Linked DNA regions of Homo sapiens: region 1 is linked to region 2. The links are chromatin contacts, found by Hi-C or POLR2A ChIA-PET in ENCODE. All regions are on one chromosome and are shown on one strand. Each heading gives the region's core, a stretch centred on a gene start or an enhancer-like site at or near the end of the contact. The rest is flanking DNA. Distances are from core to core; before and after follow the strand shown. Region 1 overlaps LTBP4 (latent transforming growth factor beta binding protein 4). Region 2 holds the start of SUPT5H (SPT5 homolog, DSIF elongation factor subunit).

What was found. Hi-C counts contacts between places; a loop is a spot of excess contacts on that map. ChIA-PET counts read pairs that join two places held with the same protein, here RNA polymerase II (POLR2A). Pooled maps may share reads with other maps.
Region 1: a pooled map shows a loop between it and region 2 (4-fold over the local background). The contact joins the enhancer-like site here to the promoter of SUPT5H in region 2. A Hi-C loop is called at or near these places in 2 of 50 pooled maps. POLR2A ChIA-PET finds 5 or more read pairs at or near these places in 2 of 52 experiments (CD8-positive, alpha-beta memory T cell and activated CD8-positive, alpha-beta memory T cell).

What each region holds. Positions count from the first base shown.
Region 1 is chr19:40,604,000-40,606,724 of GRCh38, forward strand. LTBP4 (latent transforming growth factor beta binding protein 4) reads left to right here. Exons shown (of 30, transcript NM_001042545.2): 2 at 1,036-1,227; 3 at 1,406-1,653; 4 at 1,730-1,832; 5 at 2,234-2,308; 6 at 2,405-2,527. Among named protein-coding and RNA genes, the nearest start is that of LTBP4, 4.0 kb to the left of the region's middle. RefSeq lists silencers at 1-26, 1,611-1,860 and an enhancer at 2,224-2,518. Within about 2 kb of position 1,417, at least 36 of the 41 ENCODE cell types and tissues checked have a DNase peak (open chromatin) inside an H3K27ac peak, as active enhancers do.
Region 2 is chr19:39,444,145-39,446,844 of GRCh38, forward strand. It overlaps SUPT5H (SPT5 homolog, DSIF elongation factor subunit), which reads left to right and starts at 1,438. Exons shown (of 30, transcript NM_001111020.3): 1 at 1,438-1,493; 2 at 1,660-1,821. The coding sequence starts at 1,747. RefSeq lists enhancers at 681-1,478, 1,238-1,507, 1,479-2,275, 1,648-1,867.

The sequences.
Region 1 (2,725 bases), core at 167-2,666, 1.2 Mb after region 2:
GCTCCGCCCCGGTGCTACTGGAGGCTGTAAGGCCGAGCTAGAACTCTAAAGCCCCAGCCAGAAAGAAGTTGGGCGGAGACACAGCGCGGTGGGCGGAACTAGGGCACCCGGACAGCCTGGAGGTGGGGTGGGAGGGGCGTGAACAAGTGAGCCGGGCGAATCAGAGTGCGGAAAGGAAGGTGGGAGGGGCTAGAGGCAGCAGGTTAAGCTCCTGGATAGGCGGGGTTTAGAATCCCGCGGGTAGAAGGTAATGTGAGAGGGGCTACAAAGGGGGCACAGCCAGGGGGCGGAGGTAGGACTTCGTGGACCAAGCAGAGGGAGTGTGGGCGGGCATAGAATGCGAAGGAGACAGAGTTGGGCGGGGAGTTATGCCAGGGAGTGGTTAAAATGTGGTTTGAGTCAATGGAAGGGATCAGCATTGGGTCGGAGGGGCTGGAACAGCAAAGGGTTCCGTCGGACTACGGAATGGGCGGGGTCAGCGCCGTCTGGGCTGGTCTGGAACTCCGTGGACTCAGCCAGAAATTGGGATCCGAGAGGTTGACATGAAAGTGAATAAACAGCCTGAGGGCTGGCTGGGCTCACGCCTGTAATCCCAGCACTTTGGGAGACTGAGGCAGAAGGATTGCCTGAGCCCAGGAGTTCAAGACCAGCCTGGCCAACATAGTGAGACCCCGCCTCTACCAAATTTTTAAAAAACGTAGCCCGATGTGGTGCACGCCTGTCGTCTCAGCTACTTAGGAGGCTCAGATGGGAGGATCACTTCAGCTTAGGAGGTCGAGGCTGCAGAGCCATAATCACGCTACTGCATTCCAGCCTGGGCAATAGAGCGAGATCCTGCCGACTTAGTGGGTGGGACCGTACCTCTGATGGCTGAACAACTGGACTGGGCCAATGCTGATGCCAGAATTGGGGCGGGGCCACATGACAGCTAAGGGCGGAGCGACTTAGAAATGAATGATACCTTGAGGGAGTAGGGACCCCAGGAGAACCTGCCAGGAATGGTGGCGCCCCTGAGTGTCCTCGTTCTCCTCCCAGTCCTGTGTCCCTTGATCTGTCACAATGGCGGTGTGTGCGTGAAGCCTGACCGCTGCCTCTGTCCCCCGGACTTCGCTGGCAAGTTCTGCCAGTTGCACTCCTCGGGCGCCCGGCCCCCGGCCCCGGCTGTACCAGGCCTCACCCGCTCCGTGTACACTATGCCACTGGCCAACCACCGCGACGACGAGCACGGTGAGGAAAGGGTGGCCAGAGTCCCCTCCGACCCCTGTCAAGCATTTCACTTTGCCCCTGACCCTCATATTTCCCGCCTTCCCGAGCACCTTTGCCCAGCTCGCCCTCCCCGCCTTGTCTAGCCCCACCCCGTAAGAACCCGTGTAGACATCCGTTTGCCCGGCCGTGCCTCCCCTAGGCGTGGCATCTATGGTGAGCGTCCACGTGGAGCACCCGCAGGAGGCGTCGGTGGTGGTGCACCAGGTGGAGCGTGTGTCTGGCCCTTGGGAGGAGGCGGACGCTGAGGCGGTGGCGCGGGCGGAAGCGGCGGCGCGGGCGGAGGCGGCAGCGCCCTACACGGTGTTGGCACAGAGCGCGCCGCGGGAGGACGGCTACTCAGATGCCTCGGGCTTCGGTTACTGCTTTCGGGAGCTGCGCGGAGGCGAAGTGAGAGGAGGCCCGTGGGGAGGGGCCCGGAGCTTGCCTCCGCGCGGGGGCGCGCTCACCCAACACTTCCCCGCAGTGCGCGTCCCCGCTGCCCGGGCTCCGGACGCAGGAGGTCTGCTGCCGAGGGGCCGGCTTGGCCTGGGGCGTTCACGACTGTCAGCTGTGCTCCGAGCGCCTGGGTAAGCCCCAGGACGTCCCCGAAGTGCTCGGAGCTGGGGAGTGGTGACAACCTCACCGTTCCTCCTACTCTGCCCTAGATAAACCCAGTTCACAAATTGTAGCCACGCCTACCCCATTGTGGAGGCGACTTCCAGTCCTGAGCTTTTCATACCGCTCTGGGACCACCCACCCCATTTTCTGACTTTGGCCACTCTGTTCTCACCCTGCCTTTGTGCCTTGGCCCCCCACCATATACTTTGGGAGTCTCCAATGTTGCCATTTCAACTGCCAACCTAAGGCTGTCCCTGCACTTAAACTACAGCCAACATCTTTTAGTCCCTCCCACCCCGTCTTCGTCTCTGCCCACTCCATTCTCGCTCTGCCCACCTGTCCCTGGCCCACCCCTCTCCTCTCGCCACAGGGAACTCCGAAAGAGTGAGCGCCCCAGATGGACCTTGTCCAACCGGCTTTGAAAGAGTTAATGGGTCCTGCGAAGGTGCAACGGGGCAGGGGTGGGAGGGGCTTGGTTCTGGGGGCGGGATTTGCAGGGATCAAGTTCCTGACTCCACGGTGACCTCCCCAACCCTGGCAGATGTGGATGAGTGCGCGACTGGCGGGCGCTGCCAGCACGGCGAGTGTGCAAACACGCGCGGCGGGTACACGTGTGTGTGCCCCGACGGCTTTCTGCTCGACTCGTCCCGCAGCAGCTGCATCTGTGAGCAACCAGCAGGGAGCTGAGGCTGGGTCCCGCCCTCCCTGCCCTCAGAAGTCCCAGAGCATCCTGGGGCCTTTAATTCCCTCGGACCCCCCCAGACTCCCGGGTTCCTCTGTCAGCCTTAGAGCCCCCTCAGAACTTCTCAGATTCTTATACAGCTTCAGCATCCCTGGACCACCTTTAGACCTTTCAAGCCTT
Region 2 (2,700 bases), core at 188-2,687:
ATACTTATGTGAGAAATTTTACCAATGTGTCCTGAGGCTTCTTTTTTTTTTTTTTTTTTTTGAGACTGAGTCTCACTCTCGCCCAGGCTGGAGTGCAGTGGCGCGATCTCGGCTCACTGCAAGCTCCGCCTCCTGGGTTCACGCCATTCTCCTGCCTCAGCCTCCCGAGTAGCTAGAATCACAGGCACATGCCACCACGCCCGGCTAATTTTTTTGTATTTTTAGTAGAGACGGGGTTTCACCATGTTGGCCAGACTGGTTTCGAACTCCTGACCTCAGGCAATCTGCCCGCCCCGGCCTCCCAATGTGTTGGGATTACAGGCATGAGCCACCGCGACTGACATAGACTTCTGATTTTTAAAATTTCCCCTATCAGGTTAATTTTTCAATTTTTAAAAATTTAAGTTTTAATTTTTTTTTTTTTTTTTTTTTAGAGACAGGGTCTCTATTACCCAGTCTGGAGTGCAGTGGTGCAATCATAGCTCACTGAAGCCTCAACATGGGTTCAAGTGATCCTCCCACCTTAGCCTTTGGAGTAGCAGGGACCACAGGCACACGCCACCACACCACATTAAAAAAAACACAAAAATTGGATACATGGGGTCTCAATTTGTTGCCCATGCTAGTCTCAAATACCTGGCCTCAGGTGATCCTCCCGCCTCAGCCTCCCAAAGCGCTGGGATTACAGGCGAAGGTTCATTTTTCATCTCTCCATTACACCTGTCCACTCTGCCATCACTCGTCAGCCGTCATTACTAATAGATAAATTCGCCTTTAAATGAACTTAGGAAGCCTGGAAAGAAAAATAGGGACTTGGGCCGGGCGCGGCAGGTTATGCCTGTGATCTCAGCACTTTGGCAGGACGAGGCCGGAGGATGGCTTTTTAGTTTGAGTTAGAGGAGTTTGAGACCAGGCCGGGCAACAGCCCGACTCTACCAAAAAAAAAAAAAAAGTACAAAAAGAAAGAAAAAGAAGGAAAAACCAGGGCTTCACGGTCACTCAGACTTGGCGAGGAGGCTTGGGTCTGCCGCTTTCCACTGAGTTTTTCTGAGCTTCAGCGTTCTCTCCAAAACGGGGATACGGATCTCCTGGGGATGCTTTAGAGGGCCTAGGAGATAAAGCCTTGTTTCTTTTATAATTTGCTATTCGCTGATTTCGCCGCCTCCTCGCAGCTTGGCCTACCGCGCTAGTGTTCCGGACTAACGAACAAACGGCTCACTAAATTCAAACATGAGTTTCAGCCTGGTCGCCGAGCCGGCGGGTAGAAAAAACCTTTCCCCTCCTAACCCTCCGCAGATGTCGGCCCCGCACTCCGCCCAGGCCAGCCCTGCCTCTCTCAAGATGGCGACCTGGAAGTGCGTCGCCCGTGCCAGCCCCGGAAATCTCGTGTTAGGCGAGGTCAACGGGTAGGTTCTCGCGAGAGGACCCGTCAGCCCCAGTCAGGCGTCGTGCGAACAGCAGCTGGTACCGAAGGCGGAGGTGGAGCCCGAGAGGTAAGTGCGTGTGCAGAGGTGGCAGTTCCGGGCGCCGGGGAGGTGTAGAGAACAGATTCGGAAACTGGGGAGGTCTAGCATGTGGCGTAGGAGGGGGTCCTCACTCCGCTTCGCGATTGCCAAAACGAGCCTGCCGGAAGCGCCCTAAGGGGTTTTCTTCTCCCAGGGAACCAGCGGGGAAACTGAGGCTCGGGGTGGAGCGCAGGATTGTGGGACGCGCCAAGGCTGCTGTCTTTCCCAGCAGCAGCGGAAGATGTCGGACAGCGAGGACAGCAACTTTTCCGAGGAGGAGGACAGCGAGCGCAGCAGTGACGGCGAGGAGGCCGAGGTCTGTGGCTGGGGCGCTGGGGGAGACATTGCGTCTGGGGACAGGACTCCGGGCAGAAAGGCCCCTGTGGGAGGCTCGAGGGGTTCACAGCGGGCTCTGGCTTCTGGGAACTCCCAGATTGTCTCAAGAGATAGAGAATTAGGCAAGTCGAAGTCAAGCAAAGGGACAGGTTCTGGAGGCCAGAAATGGGTCAGGTCCAGTGAGATAACAGGTGATGTTTTGAAAGTTTACTCTGTGTGCATATAGTAAGCACTTAGCATTAGTTTTTTTTTTTAGTTATGTCTAGTCATTCCATAACTATATTTGTAGTGCCTACTATGTACCAGGCGCAATTCTTTGCTCTTAGGGTACACCAGTAAACAAAAAGATTTTAAAAATGTCTGCCTTCGGGAATGTAAATAAATATAGCCAAGGAATAAACTATATAGTAAGCTGGAAGGTACTCTGGAGAAAAGAACAGAAAAGGGGAATGGAGAGTCCTGGTTGCTCTTGAAATAGGGTCATCAGCATGAGTCTGAGGGGTGACATTTGAGCAAAAACTTGTTGGAGGTGAGGGAGTGAGTCGTGGTTAGCTGGAAGTGTAGTGTTCCAGTGAGGGGGACCAGCAGGTGCAGAGATGGGAGTGTGTCCGCCGTGTTCAGGGATTAACGAGGATTTGAGAGGCCAAGCTGGGAGGATCACTTGAGCCCAGAAGTTTGAGAGCAATCTCGGTAACACAACGGGACCCTGTCTCTACAAAAATATAAAAACCATTGGCTGAGGCCGGGCTTGGTGGCTCACACCTGTAATCTCAGCACTGTGGGAGGCCAAGACAGTGGATCACCTGAGGTCAGGAGTTCAAGACCAGCCTGGTCAACATGGTGAAACACCATTTCTACT